Linked DNA regions of Homo sapiens: all the other regions are linked to region 1. Evidence: read pairs that join two places in POLR2A ChIA-PET (ENCODE). Cell type or tissue: CD4-positive, alpha-beta T cell. All regions are shown on one strand. Each heading gives the region's core, and the rest is flanking DNA. Links, peaks and the distances in the headings are about the cores only. Region 1 overlaps FBLN7 (fibulin 7). Region 2 holds the start of ZC3H8 (zinc finger CCCH-type containing 8). Region 3 overlaps ZC3H8 (zinc finger CCCH-type containing 8).

Region 1 (7,768 bases), core at 1,180-6,179:
AAAAAAAAAGCTCTACTTGCTGTTTAAGAGTTGCAGTTACTAGATGTAGAACCTTCTAGTACTATTGGAAAAGCAGAGTGATATAATGCAGGGTGCACGGGATATGCAGTGTAACTCAAGGGAGTCTATAGTTCCTGGCTATGTGAATGCTGTCACCTCCCAAATCCATGTGATCTATACCTGTCTCCTGGGCTGCTATGGGTTTATCAGGGTAATGTCACCAACAGCTTCTTCCCTTCAGTGCCTGCCCTGGCTTTGCCATCCTGGGGTGGCAGCAACCCCATCAACCTCTATGTAGTGGGGGTGCACTTAGTATATTACTCCCATGGGGAATGGGGTTCTTATTTCTCCAGAGCAGCAACGCATTAAATGCAACCACTAAGCGGAAATGGAAATTCAGAGACACCAGCCTCCCAGCCTCCTGCCTCTCATCTTTCTATGGTATAACTGTACCTTCTCCCAAGAACCTCTAGGAAGCATCCAGCCCAGCCACACTTGGAGGCCTGGGTGAGGGTGTGCCTCCCCTGGAGATACTCACAATGGAGACGTCTTCACGTAGCTCACATTGCCGCTGCCCTCGGGGCACTCAGGGCTGACACACTGGAAGCTTCCACCGGTGTTGATGCATGTGGTCCCCTGGGGGCACACCGGCTGCAGGCCCACACATTCATCCACATCTGAGATACAGGACATACAACAGGTGAGAATCGCCCTGACCTTCCCTCCATTGCAGACAGAACCACATGAGAGGCCCTGCAGGTCCTGTAATGTGGTGCTCCCTGCTCCTGGCACTTATTCTTAAAGCAGAAAGCCTGCCTTCCTTAACTGTGTGGAATCAGGGCCCTGAGGAAATGCCAGGGAGTGCCCCTCCCTGGGATCCTGTCCTCTTTCCCTGGGGTATGACAGGTGGCAAGGATGGTGGAAAGCACCAGGTGAGTGTTACTGGTCACAATGCTTCTCTTAGACCTGTCTGCTTCTCAGCCCAAGTGCCCCATTACCCTCCATGGCTGTTATTCTTCATATATATATATGTGTGTGTGTATATATATGTATATGGTATATATATATATGTATATATGGTATATATATACACACACCATATATACGTATATATGGTATATATGGTGTGTGTATATATATATACCATATACATATATATACATATACCATATTCATATATATACCATATATACACCATATACAGCATATATATACCATATACCTATATATACTATATATACACACACTTTTTTTAAATTAGAATCTTCTAGAAAGTCTTCCCTGCCAGCCTCACCCCATGCGAGTGCAGACACCTCAATATCATGATTTGTATGAGTTCTCTGCTCCCTTTGCAGACATCCAGAGAGTCTCCCCAGCTGGAGGCCGTCCCTCCCAACCCCAAGCAACCCCAGGTGGGCCTTCGTGAGCACTGTGGGAGGGAGGGAGTGTGGGTGGCTATCTGGATGCCTTCTCCTGCTCCAGCCCCAGGTCACCCACTCCTCAGAGCCCTGCAGCGGGGCCCCAATGGGATGTCACCGGGGAGCCACCTCTCCCCTCACATTCCCACGTCAGCCCATGGAGGAGCCCTCTGCCCTCTCTTCTCCCGTTCTCCCTTGGTGGGTCAGAGCTGTTATCTGGAGCCAGCGGGGCTCCCCTCTGTGTCCTGTTTCCATGGGGGAAGTCCAGCTGGGGAGGTGGGCCTGTCCACCCTCCTAGTGTGAGGTATGCCTGCAGGAGCAGAACCAGCCCCCCGAAAGGCCCACTGCAGCATGGTGGTTTAAGGGCCAAGGGTCAGGATGATCCCACTTGGGCTTCAGGCCTGAGATGTGTGCTCTGACTCAGCTCATGTGGAGATTCAGCATGTCTACATCAACTGACATCTGTATTTTCCCTAAGTGGAGGTGGGGAAACACAGGAGGCTTCCTGTTAGGCACCCAGTGTCCCTGGGACTTGTCCTGTAGTGATGATGGTGACTGTTGCGAGGGTTCTCAGCCTCTCTGTTCTACAACCAACCCACTCTGCACACATCCTTCCTAATCTCTTAGGTGCCTCCCATCCCTGCTGCAGACATTCCTTGTCAACTTAAGATGTTCTTTCCCACTCTGCCAGGAATCAGCCTCAGAAACCTCAACCCGGCCCTCCAGGAAACCACTGCTGATGGACAGGATTCAGCACTGGGGTGAAACCTGAGCCAGTTATTTTCCATCTGCGCCGCTGCCCCCCAACCCACTCTCTGCACCTGAGAGGCTGACTGGTTTTTAGCTGGGGTTGGCAAATGACAGTGACCCAGCCTGAGGAGTCCTGACCTGCCTGGATGTGGTTCTGATGGAGGCTGTGTCCTTGATCAGAGCCACAATCTTTCAGGCTCTGATAAGCCCCCTCACTTCCTGTACCTCACAAGCCAGGGGTAGTGATGCCCCCGACTCTTGTCCCTCCCTGGGTGCTCCGCCTCCCTTGTTGTCCTCAGCTACCATCAGACAAGGCTGGTGCTGTAGCGCCCGACCTCACTAAGACATAAGTGCCTGTAAGGTGCTGCCCCTTTCAGAGGTGGACTTACAGGTGGACACAGGGTCATGGAGTCTCATGGGTTCCTCCAGATTACATGACATGGGTGACCACCTGGCCACTCTGCCTTTAGGCCCAGCCCTAGCTGAAGGAATTGTTGAGTGGGTAGAATTGACCAGACCTTGAAGAAAACAAAAAACCCATTTACTCAAATAAAGTCGGAAAAGACTAGTTGCCAAGATGTTTAAGGAACTCATTTTCCTATTTATGTAGATGATAATGTGGCCTGACCTTTGAGAAGCCCTTTGGTTGGTGGCTTTTTAAAAATCCAATGTATCTGAAACTGTGACTCTCCTAACCACCTCACTCCCGACTGTGAGGTCCTGGGGGTTCAGCACAGCAGCAGGTGGCTGGGTGCAGACGACACTCTGTAGCCTCACTCACCCTCACAGCTCTTCCCGTCAGCCAGAGTTCGGTATCCACCGGGGCAGGTGCAACGGTAAGAGCCCGGGGTGTTCACGCAGGCGTGCATGCAGAGCCGGGGGCGCCCCTCCTGCCCGTAGAGCTCACACTCGTTCACGTCTGCAGACAGAAGTGCTCACTGTGACTTTAGGAGCCATGCAGCAAGTGTTGCCAGCTGTGACCCAGAACAATCATGCTTCAATTCCTGGAGGCAGTGGCAGCTGCAGTTAAGTGGCTGGGCCTCGGGCAGCCGCCATGCCCTACCCCCAGCAGAGCACTCACAAGAGGAGCAGGTGTGCTTCCCTTTCTCCTAAGCCGAGGGCCCAGAGGGCTAAAAGGAGGAGTGAGAGGGAGCTGAAGTGCTAGGCCCTAGAAAGGCATCACTGTCTTAGGCTGAAGACACCTGGGGAGACCCTGCAGAGGCTGGCAAATCAAGCCTATTCCCAGAAAGTAGGGATGGGTTAACAGCCCCATGTTAACTCTCTTTATCTTTGGGAATCCTCCTTTCTGTGCTGTAAAATGAGGCTATTAGCACCAACTGACCAGATCTCAGCTTTGAACTCCTGCTTTGCGTTGTTTGGGGAGAGAACTCTGGTAATCAGGAGAGCACAGCAAAACTGAGCCGTCAGGAAAGCTAAGCCCAGAGGGGACCAAGGAATGAGTCCCACACCCCTACCCAGCTCCGGGCCCGCTCTACCAACACGGCGATTTAAGCTCCTCCTTGCCACCCGTAGACGTGATTCCAGCCAGGGCGGAGGGGATGGAGGGTCTCAAGGCTCTCCTGAACCAAGCGCGTGTGGCTTGGGCATAGGCTGGACCAGGTTCTGAGGCGGGGCGAGCTCTGATTTCTGTGAATTAGCTGCCTTCTAGCCATCACTAGGTCAACACTTACCTATAATGCAAAGTGGCCAGGCCTTCTGAGACCGCGCGCAGGAAGCCACCCGTGCCGGCAGGAGGGCGGTGGGTGAGAGCCCCTTCCCCGCCCCATGTCCTCCCCGTGCTGTCCCCAGTGTCCTGGCGGAGCCCGCGCCTACCCTGGCAGACGCTGTCGCCGGCGGCGCCGCTCAGGTGGAATCCGGCCTCGCAGCTGCAGTGCTGAGCCCGCTCCACCTGCGCACAGCGCGGCGCGCGGCTGAAGGCGGAGTCGCCGGCCACGCTGCCCTCGGGGGCGGCTGCGGGGAGAAGACACGCTCAGTGCCGGGCCCTGGCGCACCTGCCGTGGGCCCGACCTTGGGTAGGGGCCGGGAGCAGAACCAAGACGGAGGCACGGCCCCTTCTCAAAGGGCTTACTCTGGAGTAGGGAAAGGAGAGACAAGTAATCAACCACAGACCCAGACGACCCGTCCAGGGCCTACGCGAAGGGGGCGCGGGAAAGGAAGCGCCCTGGAATAGAATGGTGCAGGAAAATGCAGGCCACCAAGCCGCACCCCGAGAAGGACAGCTGGGGCAAATCCACGTCTTCACTTAAAAAGACTTGAACACCCCAAAATTCTAACGGTGATCACTAGAGTTTAAAACCATGGGCCACTATTTTTTGTTTCTTTGTGTGTGTGTGTGTATTCTTTATTTTATTATTTTTAATTTTAGGTTTGAAGACCTTCAACATGTGAAGGTTTGTTACATAGATAAACACGTGTCACAGGGGGTTATTGTACACATCACCCAGGTATTAAGCCCAGTACCCAATAGTTACCTTTTCTGCTCCTCTCCCTCCTCCCCAACCCCTCAAGTAGACCCAGTGTCTGTTGTTTCCTTCTTTGTGTTCATAAGTTGTTATCAATTAACTCCCAGTTATAAGTGAGAACATGCCGTATTTGGTTTTCTGTTCCTATGTTAGTTTGCCAAGGATGGTAGCCTCCAGCTCCATCCATGTTTCCACAAAAGACATGATCTCATTCTTTTTTGTGGCTGCGTAATATTCCATGGTGTATATGTCCCACATTTTCTTTTCTTTTTTTTCTTTCGTTTTTTTTTTTTTTTTTTTTTTTGAGACAGAGTCTCACTCTGTCGCCCAGGCTGGAGTGCAGTGGCACGATCTCCGCTCACTGCGAGCTCTGCCTCCCGGGTTCATGCCATTCTCCTGCCTCAGCCTCCTAAGTAGCTGGGACTACAGGCGCCCGCCACCACACCGGGCAAATTTTTTTGTATTTTTTTAGTAGAGACGGGGTTTCACCATGTTAGCCAGGATGGTCTTGATCTCCTGACTTCGTGATCTGCCCACCTCGGCCTCCCAAAGTGCTGGAATTACAGGCGTGAGCCACCACGCCCAGCCCCATGTACCGCATTTTCTTTATCCAGTCTGTTATTGACGAGCATTTAGGTTGGTTCCATGTCTTTGCTATTGTGAACAGTGCTGCAACAAATATTCGAGTGCATGTGTCTTTATGGTAGAATGTTTTGTGTTGCTCTGGGTATATACCCAGTAATAGGATTGCTGGGTCAAGTGGTAGTTCTGCTTTTAGCTCTTTGAGGAATCACCATACTGCTTTCCACAATGGTTGAACTAATTTACACTCCCACCAACAGTGTATAAGGGTTTCCTTTTCTCCACAACCTCTCCAGGATCGGTTACTTTTTGGCTTTTTAATAATAGCCATTCTGAGGGGTGTGAGATAGTATCTCATACCAGATAGTTTTGATTTGCATTTCTTTAATCATCAGTGATATGGAGCTTTTTTTTCCATATGCTTGTTGGCCTGTTGTAGGTTTTCTTTTGAGAAGTTTCTGTTCATGTACGTTGCCCACTTTTTAATGGGGTTGTTTGTTTTTCTCTTGTAAATTTAAGTTCCTTATAGACGCTGGATATTAGACCTTTGTCAGATGCATAGTTTGCAAATATTTTCTCCCATTCTGTAGGTTGTCTGTTTACTCCTTTGATACTTTCTTTTGCTATGCAGAAGCTCTTAAGTTTAATTAGAATCCGTTTGTCAATTTTTGCTTTTGTTGTAATTGCTTTTGGTATCTTTGTCATGAAATCTTTGTCCATTCCTCTGTCAGGATGGTATTGCCTACGTTGTCTTCCAGGGTTTTTGTAGTTTTGGATTTTACATCTAACTCTTTAATCCATCTTGAGTTGATTTTTGTCTGTGGTGTAAGAAGTGGTTCAGTTTCAGTCTTCTGCATATGGCTAGCCAGTTATCCCAGCACCATTTATTGAATAGGAGTCTTTTCCCCATTCTTGTTTTTGTCAGCTTGGTCAAAGATCAGATGGTCATAGATGTGTGGCCTTATTTCTGTGCTCTCTATTCCGTTCCATTGGTCTACGTGCCTGTTTTTGTACCAGTACCATGCTGTTTTGGTCACTGTAGCCTTGTGGTATAGTTTGAAGTTGGGTAATGTGATTCCTTTAGCTTTGTTCTTTTTGCTTAGGATTGCCTTGGGTATTCAGGATCTTTTTGGGTTCCATATGCATGTTAAAGTAATTTTTTTCTAGTTCTGTGAAGAATGTCTTTGGTAGTTTGATAGGAATAGCATTGAATCTGTAAGTTGTTTTGGGCAGTGTAGCCATTTTAATGATATTGATTCTTTGTATCCATAAGCATGGAATGTTTTTTCATTTGTCTGTGTCTTCTCTGATTTTTTTGAGCCATGTTTTGTAATTCTCATTATAGAGATCTTTCACCTCCCTGGTTAGCTGTATTCCTAGGTATTTTATTTGTGTGTGTGTGGCAAATTGTGAATAGGATTGTCTTTCTGATTTGGCTCTCAGTTTGGTTGTTGTTGGTATATAGGAATGCTAGTGATTTTTCTACATTGATTTTGTATCCTGCAACTTTGCTGAAGTTGTTTATCAGTTGAAGGAACTTTTGGGCCGAGACTTTGGGATTTTCTAGATATAGAATCATGTCATCTGCAAACAGAGATAGTTTGATTTCCTCTCTTCCTATTTGGATGCGCTTTATTTCTTTCTCTCGCCTGTTGCTCTCGCCAGGACTTCCAATACTACGTTGAATAGAAGTGATGAGAAAGGGCATCCCTGTCTTATGCCAGTTTTCAAGGAGAATGCCCATTCCGTACAATGTTGGCTGTGAGTTTGTCATAGATGGCTCTTATTATTTTGAGGTCTGTTCCTTCAATACCTAGTTTGTTGAGAGTTTTTAACATGAAGAGATGTTGAATTTCATCAAAAGCCTTTTTGCATATATTGAGATAATCATGTAGTTTTGCTTTTAGTTCTGTTTATGTGATGAATCACATTTATTGATTTTTATATGTTGAATCAACCTTGTATCCCGGGGAGGAAGCCTACTTGATCATGGTGGATTCGCTTTTTCATGTGCTGCTGGATTTGGTTTGCAAGTATTTTGTTGAGGATTTTTGTATCAATGTTCATCAAGGATATTGGCCTGACATTTTCTTTTTTTGTTGTGTCTCTGCCAGGTTTTGGTATCGAGATGACTCTGGCCTCATCGAATAAGTTGGGGAGAGGTCCATCCTCCTCAGTTTTTTGGAATAGTTTCTGTAGGAATGGTACCAGCTCTTCTTTGTACATCTGGTAGAATTTGGCTGTGAATCCGTCAGGTCCTGGGCTTTTTTTGGTTGGTAGGCTATTTATGACCAATTCAATTTCAGAGCTCATTATTGGTCTGTTCATGGGCCACTATTTTTTGTTCCTGGTTTTTTTTTGTTTGTTTTCTTTTGGTTTTTTTTTTTGTATTTCTTGTACTTTTCTAAAGTGTTCACATTTTTGGTTTTTGCCAGGAACATAAATTTCTCTTTCTCTCTCTCTCTTTCTTTCTTTTTGAGACAGAGTCTCGCTGTGTCACCCAGGCTGGAGTGCAGTGGCACGATCTCGGCTTAC
Region 2 (7,768 bases), core at 1,307-6,306, 73 kb before region 1:
TCACCATTATGTATTTCCAAACTTTCCCATCACCTCAAGCAGAAATTCTGTCACTTTTAAGCAACAATTCCGTTTCACCCTCTCTCAGTCCCTGGTAACCTCTAATCTACTGTCTGTCTCTATACAATTCCCTATTGTAGATATTTCACGTAAGTGGAATCATACAATATTTGTCCTTTTGTGCCTGGCTTATTTAACTTAGCATACAGTTTTCAAAGTTCAGCTAGTATACAAAATTCAGTTCTGACAGCATGTATCAGAGCATCATTCCTTTTTATGGATAAATAATATCCTATGTGTATATCACATTTTATCCATTAATCAGTGGATGGACACTCGGTTTGTTTCTACCTTTTGGCTATTGTGAATAATGCTGCAATTAACATGAATGTACAAATATATGTTTCAGTCCCTGTTTTCAATTCCTTTGGGTATATACCTAGGAGTGGAATTGCTGGGTCATATGATAATTTTATGTTTAGGCCATCTGCTTTATAATAATAGGGAATTTCACTTTTCTATTGCTATAGAGGACAGCAAATTGGCCTAAAACTTTGTGGTTAAAAAAACAAACATTGATCTTCTTTATTATTATTATTATTTTTTGAGATGAAGTTTTGCTCTTCTTGCCCAGGCTGGAGTGCAATGGCGCGATCTCGGCTTACTGCAAACTCCGCCTCCTGGGTTCAAGCGATTCTCGTGCCTCAGCCTCCCAAGTAACTGGGACTACAGGCATGCGCCACCACACCCAGCTAATTTTGTATTTTTAGTAGAGACGGGGTTTCACCATGTTGGCCAGGCTGGTCTCAACCTCCTGACTTGAGGTGATCCACCTGCCTCAGACTCCCAAAGTGCTGGGATTACAGGCGTGAGCCACCACACCTGGCCCAACATTGATCTTCTTATATCCTCTGTGGGTCACGAATCTGCGAGCTGCTTAGCTGGGTGGTTCTGTCCCACAGTTTCTCACGGGATTGCTGTCGAGATGTCTTCTGGCTTGCTTAGTGCTGGGAGATCTGTTTCCAAGGTACCTCACCCACATGGCTGGCTCTCCACAGGCTGCCTGAGTGATTCATGACATGGTGACTGACTTCCCTTCATGCAGATGATTCAAGAGAATAAGGCAGAAACTACAATGTCTTCTTATGACCTCAGAAATCATGCATCATCACTTTTGCCACATTGTATTTGTTAGAAATAAATAAGTAAATCCTATCCACATTAAAGAAGAGGGGACTAAATCTCCAACTTTTGCAGGGAGAAGTGTTAAGGAATTTTTGAACACATTTTAATATGACCACACCATCCACTGATTTTTTTTTTTTTTTTTTGAGATGGAGTCTCACTCTGTCTCCCAGGCTGGAGTGCAGTGGCGCAATTTCAGCTCACTGCAACCTCCGCCTCCCGGGTTCAAGCGATTCTCCTGCCTCAGACTCCTGAGTAGCTGGGACTACAGGCGTGCGCCAACCCGCCCAGCTAATTTTTGTATTTTTATTAGAGACAGGGTTTCACCATTTTGGCAGGATGGTCTCTATCTCTTGACCTTGTGATCCACCGGCCTTGGCCTCCCAAAGTGCTGGGATTACAGGTGTGAGCCACCACGCCCAGCCCCATCCACTGATTTTTAAAAATTTCAGTATTATATTTTTTATTTCTAGAAGTTCTACTTGGTTACTTCTCCCCAATTTCTCTATGACACTTTTTATAGTTTCTTTTTTATTAGTTAGATATTACTATGTAGTAAACTACTTAAAAACTTAGTGGCTTAAAACAAGGACCATTTATTTATGTGGGTTAGTAATTTGGACTGGGATCATCTGAGAGTCTTTGGTTCTCTGCAGGACTCCATCATGTGTGTGCTCAGCTGTATGTTGCCTAGGAGGCTTTGCTTTTAGGGTTTTGCTAGCTGTTGACTGGGTGTTTTCGCTGTCCTCCATTAGCCTTATCTTCTACATGCCTCTCCCTTATCGTCAGCAGGGTAGCCTGAGTTTATTGTCCTGAAGAAGGCAGGCATATAAGAGACAGCAGACACATACAAAGCCTCTTGGGGCCTTGGCTTGGTATTGGCAGGCCACTTCTGCATTCTACTAGCTAAGACAAGTCATTCTATCAGGCAAAATCAACTCAGATTAAAGAGGAGGTGAAATAGATCCTACCTCTTTATGGGAGGAGCTGCAAAGTCACATTGCAAAGGACATGGATACAGGAAAGGTTGGAGAAATTGGGGCCTTTTTTGGCATCAATCTAACACAAACATATGTAGCCTTTTATATAGTCTTTGTCTGAAAATGCTAGTGTCTGATGCCTTTGCAGGTCAGATGTTTTAGCTGCTTTTTACCTACCAATCTAATTTTCATTTGTGTCTGGTTATCTTTTGCTGTATGTTGGATATTTTATATAAAAAAGTGTGTATGGTAACAATTTGGGTTCTATAATAATGCTTCCTGCTAAAGAGGGGGTAATTCTAGTTTTTATCTCCTTAATTCAATTTTTTCTCTGAATTTTTAGTAATGATTCATGTTCCATAGGTGATGGCCTACAATATAAACAACATGGGAAAGTAGAATTTCCCTGGGGAAGATGTCTGGCTTCAAATAGTTCCCTTCACTAATCGGTAAAGGGATCCTGATTCATGCCAAGAATCAAACACTCCCTTCACTTACAGAAGCAAGTCAGGTTCTCTATCACTGGCCCAACCTAGGGTTTGAGCCTTCCTTTCTACAGGTCCCTTAAATGGCATTACATTGAGCAAAACTGAGCAATTTCCTGTTCTGCAACAGCATGCTCTATTTTCCTGCCTTCATACAATTCTCTCTACTTGGAATGCCCACTTCCTCTTTTCCTATGGAAATATCTCAAGACCCAGCTCAAATACTCCCTTCTCAAGAAGCCTTCCCAACTGGATGCAATTTTTTCCCTCTTCTGAATTCTCTTAGTATTTGGTACTTTTTAACGGACTTTTCTGTCTTGAGGTTACTTGTGTATTCATTTTAATTCCCATTCAATTGTAGAGACCCTACAAGTTACATTACCTGACTACACATCTGTTTATTCATTTCAAAACTGTGAATGGTAATAGAACATCTTTTACAGGGCTGTTGTGAGGATTAAGTTAGCTAACATGTGAAACGCTATTTCTAAGGAATAGTAGTGGAGTGCTCAGATAAATGTTAGCTGTTACTACCATCCCTTAGAAATACTGTGATTTTGATGGAAGAGTTTTCACCAAGGTGAAAGCAGAATCCTAACAACTAATTTTAAAAATTCTGGGCTGGGGCCGGGCGCGGTGGCTCACGCCTGTAATCCCAGCACTTTGGAAGGCTGGGGCGGGCGGATCACGAGATCAAGAGATCGAGACCATCCTGGCCAACATGGTGAAATCCCGTCTCTACTAAAAATACAAAAATTAGCTGGGCGTGGTGGCAGACACCTGTAGTCCCAGCTACTCAGGAGGCTGAAGCAGGAGACTTGCTTGAACCCGGGAGGCGGAGGTTGCAGTGAGCCGAGATCACGCCACTGCAGTCCAGCCTGGACGACAGAGCTTGACTCTGTCTTTAAATAAACAAACAAACAAACAAATAAATAAATAAAATAAACAAAATTCTACTATCTGAGGTAAAGGACGAAAAAGCTTACAGAAGGGCAACCACGGCGGCGCCTGCGCAGAGCCGAGGCGAAGGAGGCAGGGAGAGACCCGGCCTGCCCAGAGTCGCGGAGGGCGGTGCAGCGCATGCGCGGGGCAGGTGAGGCTGCGCGGGGCGGAGCCTGTGGCCCTGGCGCGGCTCTGGGTCCGTCTCGTCGCGTCCGGGTTGTCACTCTCTCGGGTTGTTACTCTGTAGCTTCCCGGCTCGCGAAAGGGAGGACCTGTCTGGGTCATGGATTTTGAGAATCTTTTCTCAAAACCCCCCAACCCGGCCCTCGGCAAAACGGCCACGGACTCTGACGAAAGGTGATCCCATATCTTTTCATCTTTTGAATGCAGGGGCTCAGCGGGACTCCGCCTCTTAGTTTCTTCTGGATTGGAGGCAGTCCGGGGCCACGTCCGGGCCGCGTCGCGAGGGCCCGTGGGGAGCACGTGGGCCGGCCGGGCGCCACCGTCTGACCTATAGAGGTCGTGCGGGGTCCGGGTGGGAGCAGAAGCTGAACGCGGGGCTCAGGCTTAGGCCGTCAGGGCCGGGGCTGTCGAGAGCCTGGGCGGGGGAGCGGGGTGGAGGCGAGAAGGCTCCGGGATGCGCCCCTTTCTCTGCACAGCAGCGGGTGAGGAGCCCGCCTCTGTGGTCCCGTAGCGTCTGTCTTTACCGTTGTTGCCTGTTTCCACGAGACCGTAAACTCCCAGAGGACACTGATGTGACCTTTTTCACTGACACCTCCTAGGTTCTTTTCTGTAGAAAGGATGAAACCACAAGTTTATTGAAAGGTAAAGAATAGGCAATACTCTGCCATTAGTCCACTGATTTGCATGGAAAGACCCTAAAGACCACAATAAAGCAACAGACGTCATTTGGACTTAATATTTCCATTAGGTTGGAAAAGCAAGTGAGACTCTTGGTCAGATGGCCCTAATTTGTAGATTATATTTTTGGAGCAGTGTCTAGTGATTTGAAATGCTAAAAACCACCATCTTTGTTCTTAAACCTACGTCTTTTATTTCCCTCAACTGAGATATATTTCCAGTTGTGATTGATTTTACCATTCGATATTGGTCAGCTGTTCACTCTATCTCAAATTTTACCTTAACTGATCATCCAGAGCTTTACCTTGTGCTTTACATGAAATAAATCACTTAATCCTCAAAACAAACTTAAAGAGAAGATGATGCCGTCCTCGTTTTACAGATGGGAAAACTGAGGCACGGAGAGGCTAAATAACCTGCCGAGATTGCACAGTGTAAGTGGAAGAGCTATGTCCAGGATCCATGATTTTATCACCAAGCTTCTCATGCAAAATGACTAAAATTTTAAAATAAGCCCTATAAATATTGGAAAGAGACAGATACACTAATTACTTGCAGATGATATAATTTACTAAGAAAAATAACTGGTACTAATTGATATGTTATAAAATACATAAGAATTCATCACACAAAAAAAAGATAATAGCAACATTTAAAAATCCGAACAGCAGCTATCAGTTTCAAAGTGTGTTGGACACAAGCTCCATTCCCCAAAACTTGACTGCAATACATAAAAGACACTTGGAATTTTGCCAAAATGATGGGTGAAGGATGGTATGGAAGTATGGTGAGCTGTCCATATTATTTGCCCATTTTTCTCCTTTTTGGTCTTTTTCACATTCTAGGATCTCTTATCTGCGAATACTTTACTCCCAATTGTCATTTGTCTTTGCCTATGGCATTATTTTTCAATGTAAAAAGGAATGGGGATGTTGTGGTTTGGTTTTATGCAGTCAGATGAATCAGTCTTTTCTCATATGGTTTCTGGTTTTTTTTCCGAGTAATTTGTGATGGGAATACTTCTCATTCATTCAAAAAATCGTATTGAGCACCTGCTACGGCCTTGGGGATATAGTAGTAAATGAAGAAGAGATGAAAATTTCTGTACTAATGAATTTACATTATTAGGGGAAGGGGGAGACATACATAAATATATCATATTTTAGGTGGTACTAAATGCCCTGAGAAAATGAATGAAGGGTAAGGGGAAAATAAGCACTGGTGGGATGGTAGGGAGGGAGTAGTTTTGTGGGTTTTTTTTTTATTTTTTTGAGCAGAGTCTGGCTCTGTCGCCCAGGCTGGGGTGCAGTGGCGCGATCTCGGCTCACTGCAAGCTCTGCCTTCCGGGTTCACACCATTCTCCTGCCTCAGCCTCCCGAGTAGCTGGGACTACAGGCGCCTGCCACCACGCCCGACGTATTTTTAGTAGAGACGGGGTTTCACCATGTTAGACAGGATGGTCTCGATCTCCTGACCTTGTGATCTGCCCGCCTTGGCCTCCCAAAGTGCTGGGATTACAGGCGTGAGCCACCGCGCCCGGCTGGGAGGTGTAGATATTTTAAGAAGGTAGATAAGGAAAGCCTCACTGATAACATTGGTAAGTTTTAAAAATCTGTGTAGGGACCTGAAGGAGGTGAGGGGGTTTCATAGTCCAGAGGGGTGGAGAGGAGTCTGTATAAAGGTCCTCAGACGGAGTGAGCTTGGTGTGATTGGGTTAGGGGAGCAAAGTGGCCAGGACAGCTGGGGTGGAGTAAGAGGGACTTGGAAGTCTGCGAGGTACTGGGGTAGGGTTAGGGGAGCCCAATCATGGAGGAACTGGTAGGTGCCGAAATAAGGACTTTGGCTTTTACTCTGAATGAGACAAGAGACCATTGGAGGGTTTTTCAGCAGAGTGACATTTGAAATATTTTAGCAGGGTCATTCTAGTTGTGTTGAGAGTAGAATGTAGGGGTGCCAGAGCAGCTTGGATTGTTGTATTAGTGGCAAGAAGTGGTCAAACGTGGGTATGTTGAAGATAGAATAAACTGGATTTCCTCAGAGATTGGATGGGGATGTGAGAGAGGAATCAAGATTGACTTTAAGGTTTTGGTAGGGATCTTGAGAGGGATGGTGTTGCCGTTTTAGATAGCAAGAAGGATTAGGCTTCAGAGAGAAGAGCAAGAGTTCAGTGTTGGATGTTTTAAGATTACATATGTCTAGTAGATGTTCAGGTGGTTATGTTGACTAGGAAGTTAGCTCTGTTTGGATTTAAGAAGAGGGGTTTGGGTTAGAGACTTGGATATTGAAATCAACTACATACAGATGATATTCATAGTGATGATATAGAAAGGGATAGCCTGGAATGAGAATATAGATGAGAATATAGACAAAGAAGAGAAGAGGTGAGAACTGACTTTGAAAGTTGTGAAGATAAGGAACCAACAAAGGAGACTGAGAAGTAGTAGCTGTGGAAAGAAGAAACTAGAAGAGCCCACTATCTCTGAAGCTAAGTAAAGAACATGTTTTACAGAGAAGAGGTGGTCACCTCTGTCCTATCCTGCTCATAGGTCTAATATGGGTGCTGAGTATTGTAGACCTTCACAGTGAAAGTAGACATCTATTTAGAATGGGCAGTGTTGAATAACAGTGTGATTGTAGGGCACATACTTGGGAGCTTTGCCTGCCTGCTGGGGCTCAGATCTCAGCTCCACCATGTATTAGCTCTGTGACAAGTTACATATCCTTTCTGTGATTGTTTTCTCATCCGTAAAATGGGCTTTTAGTATGTATGTCATAACACTGTTGTTTGTGGTAAGTGTTACGTGTATGGAGCAGCATCTGGCACAGAGTAAGCATCATTCAAGTGTTGGCTGATGCTGTTACTGCTATTGAGGTCATTATTGTCATTATTCCTCTGCCTAAGGAGAGGTTGCCTCCTACTCCATGAGATGATTCATTACTGGAAACTATAGCTATAAAGATTCACAAGTATTGGGGTTTTTGGTTCTTGTAATGGTGGCTTCTGTAGCAGGCTCACAACTTAGTACCTCATCTGATGGATGTAACTCTGGAGCTCTGAGTCAGTGTAAACTGTTGAATTGGACAAAGCTGTGAAGCCTGAGCTCCTGTAACTTTGAAAGAACAGCCACGGAGCCACTGTTCACATTCTCCTTGTGCTGTCAGTGCTTTCCCTTTGTAACATGTTCTCTTGAGATGGGACACATTCCCCAATTCCTTGCCTTTATCTGGTGTGTAACTCATATTTTAATTCACAGCTTTTCCCAATCTTGTGTTCAATAGTCACCACTTACTAAGATAATATTTTCTTCAGCTCCC
Region 3 (7,768 bases), core at 1,416-6,415, 61 kb before region 1:
ATGCTGTTTGATAGCATTTTACCCACAGTAAAAATTTCAAAATTGGAGTCAATCCTCTCAACCCCTGCCACTGCTTTATCAACTAGGTTTATATAATATTCTAAATCTGTTGTCATTTCAACAATGTTCATAGCATCTTCACCAGAAATAGATTGCATCTCAAGAAACCACATTGTTCACTTGTAAGAAGCAGCTCCTCATCTGTTCAAGTTTGATCATGAAGTTGCAGCAATTCAGTCACGTCTTCATTCTCCACTTCTAATTCTAGTTCTCTTGCTTTTCCACCACACCTGCAATTACTTCGTCTACTGAAGTCTTGAACTCCTCAAAGTCATCCCTGAGGGTTGCAATCACCTTCTTTCAAACTCCTGTTATTGTTGATATTTGACCTTCTGCCATGAATCACGAATGTTCTTAATGTCAGCTAAAATGGTGAATCCTTTCTAGGTTTTCAATTTACTCTGCCCAGATCCATCAGAGAAATCACTTTCTATGGCTACTATAACCTTAAAAAGTGTATTTTGTATTTATTTCTTAAATAAGACTTGAAAGTCAATTATTCCGTGATCCATAAGCTGCAGAATGGTTGTTGTGTTTGTGGACATGAAAACATTCATCTCCATCAGAGCTCTTGGGTGACTGGGTGCATTGTCAATGAGCAGTAGTATTTTGAAAAGGATATTTTTTCTGAGCAGTAGGTCTCAACAGTGGGCTTAAAATAGTCAGTAAACCATGCTGTAAACAGATATACTGCCATCTGGGCTCTGTTGCTCCATATATAGAGCACAGGCAGAGTATATTTAGCATAATTCTTAAGGGCCCTAGAATTTTCAGACTGGTAAATGAGCATTGGTTTCAACTTAAAGTCACCAGCTGCATTAGCTCCTAACAAGAGTTAGCCTATCTTTTTGAAGCCTTTTAAAGTATTTTATTTGTATAAATTTACGGGGTGCAAGTGCAATTTTGTTACATGCATAGATTGTAGTGGTGAAGTCAGGGTATTCTTTGAAGTGAGGTATTGACTTCTCTCTAGTTATGAAAGTCCCAAGTGGCATCTTTTTCCAACATAAGGCTGTTTCATTTACATTGAAAATCTGTTGTTTAGTGTGGCCACCTTCATCAATGATCTTAGCTAGATCTTCTGGATAATTTGCAGCTTTTACATCAGCACTTGTTGCTTCATCATGCACATTGCTTTTTGAGATGGAGTCTTGCTCTGTCACCCAGGCTGGAGTGCATTGGCATTACCTTGGCTCACTGCATCGTCTGCCTCCTGGGTTCAAGCGATTCTCCTGCTTCAGCCTCCTGAGTAGCTGGGACTACGGGTGTGCACCATCACACCCAGTTAATTTTTGTATTTTTAGTAGAGACGGGGTTTCACTATGTTGGCTAGGCTGGTCTTGAACCCCTGGCCTCAAGTGATCTGCCCGCCTCGGCCTCCCAAAGTGCTGGGATTATAAGCGTGAGCCACCGCGCCTGGCCTGTCATGCACTTTTTATGTGATGGAGACATCGTCTATCCATAAACCTCAAGAACCAACCTCTGCTAACTTCAGACTTTCCTTCTGCAGCTTCCTCACCTTTTTCCACCTTCATAGAATTGAAGAGAGTTAGGGCCTTGCCCTGGATTAGGCTTTGGCTTAAGGGAATGTTATGACTGGTTTGATCTTCTATCCAGACCAATACAATTTCTCTGTATCAGCAATAAGGCTGTTTTGTGTTCATATCATTAGTGTGTTCACTGGAGTAGCACTTTTACTTTCCTTCAGGAACCTTCCCTTTGCATTCACAAGTTGGCTATTTGGCTTACGAGGCCTAGCTTTCAGCTTGTCTTGACTTTTGACATGCCTTCCTCACTAAGCTTAATCATTTCTAGCTTTTGATTTCAGTAGAGACATATGATTCTTCCTTTCCCTTGAACACTTAGAAGCCATTGTAGGGTTATTAATTAGTCTAATTTCAGTATCTTAGTGTCTCAGGGAATAGGGAAGCCTGAGGGGAGAGGGAGGGAGAGAGACAGGAGAATGGCTGGTTGGTGGAGCAGTCAGAACACATGCAACATTTATCGATTAAGTTCGCCATCTTATGTGGGCATGGTTCATGGCACCCCCTCAAAAATTACAATAGTAACGTCAAAGACCACTGATCACAGATCGCTATAACAGATGTATTGCGAGAATTACCAAAATGTGACACAGAGACACAGAGTGAACACATGCTTTTCAAAAAATGGTGCCAATAGACTTGTTTGATGCAGGGTTGCCACAGACCTTCAATCTGTAAAAGAAATGTGTTATTTGTGACACACAGTAAAATGAAGGACATCAAATAAGGTATGCCTATAACTTTCTTTGTAGATATCTCACATCTTATATACCTTTTGTTATATTTATTGCTAAGTGTTTAATGAAACTATTGTGAATAATTTTTTTTAAGTATCATTTTCTAGCTGTTGGTTTCTCATTGGTTGGCATACACCCATATGTAGGGATGCATGGAAGACAGATTTTTGAGTTCTTGTTAACATTTCTGAAAATATCTTGAATTTACCTCATTGTTGATAGTTTGGCTGAAATAGAATTAAGTTTGAGGTTACTGCTCCATTGTCTTCTACTATCCAGTGTTACAAAGGTGAAATTTACCAATTTCATTCTAATATCTTTGTAAGTATCCTGTTTTCTCTGGAAGCTTTAAGGCTCTTCTCTTCATTCTTGGCATTCTTAATTCTATGCGATTGTGAATCTTTTTTCATTCATTCTGCTTAGTGCTATTGTGGTGAGATTATTTATTCATATCCTTTTATATGAGACATATCTCTTATTTTTTATCTTTTTTCTTTATATCCCAAGATATTTCCTCTGTTTCTATTTATCATTATTTCATAAATTACAATTTAACTAAGATCTTATTCTTGTTTTGATAGCTTTCTAACATTGTTTTTGAATATATTTTTTAATATCTTTGTGTATTTTTAAATTTTCGAGTTCTTTTTCTCAAATGATAGTTGCTTCTTCTGGATCTGTTTTTCAGTTATTTTCTTGCTTTTTTGTTATGTTCTGGAGATCAGGGATCAGTAAGCATTTTCTATAAAGGACAAGACAATAAATATTTTAGGTTTTTAAGGCAAGAAGCAAAATTGAGGATGTTATGTACGTATTTATATAATGAAGGAGAGAAAACAAGTTTCCACAACACAGCCTTTGACTGATAGACTTCAGTACATAATAATAATTGTTTTTTAATACGATTCTAATGAGAAGAATGGGATTCTTCTTTGTGAGGTAATTATTTGCTTAATTGGGGTTCAAAGTTACTGTTCCTTATCAAAATTGATTGCAAAGATTCATCTGTTAAGCTGATATATAATAAGACTTTATTTCATCTCTGAAAATGTCTTTTCGCTACAGATGGATATTGCCCAATACTGATATCAGTTCACCAGAATATGATCTTAATTGAGCATATACATTGCCTGGAAGACATTTATGGAACTTTGTTCGATTCTTCTCTTAGATTTGTCTTTTAGCATGTTACTACATTGCAGATGAGTCACTGCCAATCAAAGGTTAGGCGGAAGCTCCTCAGTTGCATAGTTAAATGGATTTTGAAGCACTTAAAGTCTGAAAAAACACTTCTGGAACTGTTTGAGTGTGCAAAATATATCTGCTGCAAATTAATGTAGGTATGGAGATCTTGTTCCTATTTTAACTTTGAACAGCACAGTGATACCAAGCAGTGTCAGTAACACCTGTGAACTCATTAAAAGCCAAGGAAAACCACTGGAAAGTATTTACCTGGTTTTAAATTGTCTGATGAAGCTCCAGTTTCCTCATATCTTTGAGCAGCTGTTCTTGCCAAAAGGCCACTTGTCTTAAGAACTTTATTTTCTCTGGACAGATTTCTTTGCTGTAATCAATCATGATTTAATTAACTCATTATAAGCTTTCTTTGGCTACAAATGAAACTTACTTTGATTATAGTCTTGTTTTTGTTTTATTTTTGGAAAGATCTGTGGATGTGATCATTTATTTTAAATTGTCTAATTTTAAAAAAGAATAATTTTAATCAGAAGAGAGCTGGAGTAAAATTTTCTAATTTTTCTGTTACTCTCTTGTGAGTTGGGAATATTGTGGTGAATGCTTAATACTGTAATGTCAACATACATTGTTTTCTTTTAGCACTACTGTAGTATTGTTACATAATAACCACAGTGATTTGCCGTCTGACTTGACAGTATAATAATCCACAATTCACTGCGCCTTTAAATACTTGACATTTGAAGTTTGCTTTTTGTGTTTTGATGTGGTAAGTATGCTCTGGAAAAAAAATTAAATAGCATGAGGTACTCAATGAAGCACTCAAAATGTTGTCAATTTATAACTGAGCATCTCTACGAAGTGATGAGAATGCCATGAAGGTCTCTTGCAGCTACTCAGCTCTGCTGTTGTAGCAAAGAAGCAGGCCATATAATATATAAATGAATGAGTATGCCTATGTTCCAATAAAATTGTATTTATGGACTCTGAAATTTAAATTTTATATAGTTTTCAAGTGTCATGAAATATTCTTTTGATTTCTTTTGTTTCAACCATGAAAAAATATGTAAAGTTCATTCTTAGCTTGTGGGTGCTTACAAACACAGGTGGCAGAGCGGATTTTGCCCTTGGGTTGTAGTTCACTGACTCCAGCTCTAGATTTTTGTCACATGCTTTTGTATTCCTTTGTTGTCCATTCATTTAAGAAAGGCCCAGAGAGTTAATAGATGTCCTCTGCTGATGTGTTGGTAAGTCTGTGTCTCTAAAGGCCTTTTCTCTAAATAGGAAGCCTGACTGGGTGGTGAGTGAGTAGGCTGTGTGGATAGGAGGTTTTCCAGCAGTGTAACAATTCTCAGTCCACTTTGTGCCATGCACCCCCTTTAGCAGTCTGGTGAAGCCTATGGACCCCTTTTCAAGTTTTTTAAGTGTATAAAATAAAATGTTTGATTACAAAGGAAATTGATTTGATTGAAATACAGTTTATCAAAATATTAAAAACAAATGCTATAGAGTAATATGTTCTTTATTAATACACTGAATATTAAGACCTAGCAGAGCAGTTAGTCTGATTCTAATTTTGCAGTGGTCATGAACATAAAAGGTATTTTGAGATCTGCAACAACTATAATGTGATACATGAAAATATCTGTGATTTGTGTTAGTGACAGTCACAGGCACTGCTGATACTGCTATATTTTGTTTCCTATGTTCAAAACGGAATAACATATTTGAACATACTTCCTTTGTTCAAATACCAAATGTCAATTTGGAGGTTGATGAAAATAATATGTGGTTTTCTTCTCATTCAAGTTCACTGAATTTTCTGAATTCAAGTTCACTGAATTTTCTGAATTCAATCCATAGGCCCTTGAGGGGGGGGTCTCTGGACAGCAGGGTGAGAACCCCTGCTTTATGGTGAGTAGGATGGAGTATTTTTCTAGTAGGGGTTGCTCCCAAATGCCAGCCCATGGAAGATTTAGTACCTCCATGTGGGTGGTCGTAGTACCCACATCTTAGCTTTTACCAGACATTCTATTCCATTTCTTTGGATAACAGCCTTCTCTTTTTTTCCTAGGGAAAGTACCTGGGTGGTTGTGTTCTGGAGAGGGAGAGGGCAGAGAGAATTTGTTGTAACAGCTTTGTCTGTTTTTTGTAGAATTTTAATTCATTCTCATTTATAGCCCCATTTCTCACACTGTACCTAAGCCCACCCTTTAGAGCATAACTTCCTTTTTGTCTATCAGAAATTTGACTCTTAATTCCTGATGAATGCACTTCATGCCTCCCATACACACACACACACACACACAAAACACAACACACATACACACGCGCACACACACACACACACACACACACACACACACTGTTACCTGTACTTTAATTTTGGAGGTTTCTGGAGGCCATACTAGTTCAGTAAACCATCTTGAATAAAAAAAGTTATTTAGACTCTTACAAAAGGAGAAAGGGGATGTAATCATGTTCGTATGCTTTTTAAATTATACAAAAAACAACAAACTGAAGCAATGAGTTTATAGCTAGCTAAGTGAAGAAAAGTATTCAATTATTTGTATTTTATATATTTCAATGCCCTCTGAAAAGAATCATTAGTAATATTTATCCCTACTGTATAATAAAACAGCAAAATTGATGATTGTCCTGGCTTTATTAATGTTGCCAGATTGTTTCATGTCTTCATTTAATGTAAGTCCAACGTATTATTACTTGTCGTAAAAGGAGTCTGCTTCAATACTGTAGGCCTATGTGTTTTGTGCAGACAGAGGGAACTTAATCACTCATTTGGATCATTTTAATATTTTGATTCAGATGCACTGAAGAAAATCTCACCTCTATGTATTTGATTAAGCTAAACTTCATAGGAGCTGCTGCATACTGAATAATCTTTTTGGTTCCCCCATGCCTACTAAATAAAATTAAAGGCCAAAACCAAGGTAAACATAATCTATCACAGGAGTCGGCCAACCTTTTCATAAAGGATCAGTTAGTGAATCTTTTCACCTTTGTAGGCCATGTTGTCTCTGTCACAACTAAGACAATATGTAAATGAATGGATGTAATTGGTGTTACAGTAAAACTGTATTTACAGAAACAGGTGGTGAAGCTGAAAATTTGCCAACCCCTGATCTATCAGTCCAGAAGTTACATTTACAAGTTTATTCTATGGTGTTAATGGGGAAAAGGCACTCTTTCTTGAAGACCTAGAGACAAGAAGTTTGGTGGCCTGAAGATAATTGGTTGATAGTCTTGTCTGGTGTAGGGAAGATAAGGTATAATTGAGGCCATTGTCAGATCAAGAAACTTCCTCAGCTTGTTTGGATTCTTTAAGCAGGGAGCAAGTTCATTTTCTAGGCTTATAATCAATCCTCTGGTGGAACAACTCCTAACTTTGAAGTTAACCATCAGAAGTAAACTGTTGCCGGGCATGGTGGCTCATGGCTGTAATCCTAGCACTTTGGGAGGCCGAGGCAGGCGGATCACTTGAGGTCAGCAGTTCAGGACCAGCCTGGCCAATAGGGTGAAACCCTGTCTCTATCAAAAATACAAAAATTAGCTGAGCATGGTGGTGCATGCCTGTAGTCCCAGCTACTCGGGAGGCTGAGGCAAGGGAATCGCTTGAGCCTGGGAGGCAGAGGTTGCAGTGAGCCAAGATCGTGCCACTGCACTCCAGCCTGGGCAATAGAGTGAGAATCCATCAAAAAAAAAAAAAAAAAAAAAAAAAGTAAACTGTTAAATTGGGCCACCTAATATATTTTATAATAGCGATTCTTCTGTTTTGTTTTTTGTCTGTTTGTTTTGAGTTTGCTTCTTAGTTATCATGTGAAAGCAAATAAGAGACCAGGCCCCAAAGTATGCTTTGAAACAAAATCATTATCCACTGTAATGATAGGCATGCCATTTCTTCGTGACATCAGAATAGGAGCCCTTTGATACTTGGTCATTTTTTAAAAATAAACTTTCTGATTAAAATGTGTCATACATACTAATTATAATGATACAGTTTAATATACCTGTGTCACCAAGTGTAGAAACACATGTAACCAATACCTGAAAATTTTTATGCAGAAATTGCTTTAAGTCATTGCTGTCATCAGCCTGGGCTCCTCTAGGATTAGCTCCCATGCCTGGGTTCTTCACCCTTGCCTTGGGCACGTGCAACAACAGAGTTAGGAAACTCTTTCTGCAAGTAAAGTTAACTTGATTACAGAGAATAGG

Evidence for each region. ChIA-PET counts read pairs that join two places held together with the same protein. Peaks named below come from ENCODE experiments on the same cell type or tissue, not always from the same donor. Only the 100,000 strongest peaks of a DNase experiment are listed, where the experiment ranks them.
Region 2: POLR2A ChIA-PET joins it to region 1 with 45 read pairs; 9 of 35 experiments call an interaction of 5 or more read pairs at or near these places.
Region 3: POLR2A ChIA-PET joins it to region 1 with 16 read pairs; 8 of 35 experiments call an interaction of 5 or more read pairs at or near these places.

Annotation. Positions count from the first base shown.
Region 1 is chr2:112,178,110-112,185,877 of GRCh38, reverse strand. It overlaps FBLN7 (fibulin 7), which reads right to left. Exons shown (of 8, transcript NM_153214.3): 5 at 4,002-4,139; 6 at 2,950-3,087; 7 at 539-677. Among named protein-coding and RNA genes, the nearest start is that of FBLN7, 44 kb to the right of the region's middle. In CD4-positive, alpha-beta T cell, for the core only: a CTCF peak has its summit at 4,107; DNase peaks (open chromatin) are centred at 2,377, 3,017 and 4,077; H3K4me3 peaks cover 2,720 bases; H3K27ac peaks cover 3,638 bases.
Region 2 is chr2:112,251,089-112,258,856 of GRCh38, reverse strand. It overlaps ZC3H8 (zinc finger CCCH-type containing 8), which reads left to right and starts at 3,815. Exons shown (of 9, transcript NM_032494.3): 1 at 3,815-3,949. The coding sequence starts at 3,876. RefSeq lists a cis regulatory region at 1,831-2,082 and a silencer at 3,633-3,842. In CD4-positive, alpha-beta T cell, for the core only: no CTCF peak of the experiment used is centred there; a DNase peak (open chromatin) is centred at 3,726; H3K4me3 peaks cover 1,489 bases; H3K27ac peaks cover 807 bases.
Region 3 is chr2:112,239,086-112,246,853 of GRCh38, reverse strand. All of the region lies in intron 2 of ZC3H8 (zinc finger CCCH-type containing 8), which reads left to right. It also overlaps a transcript of FBLN7 not described here. Among named protein-coding and RNA genes, the nearest start is that of ZC3H8, 12 kb to the left of the region's middle. In CD4-positive, alpha-beta T cell, for the core only: no CTCF peak of the experiment used is centred there; no DNase peak of the experiment used is centred there.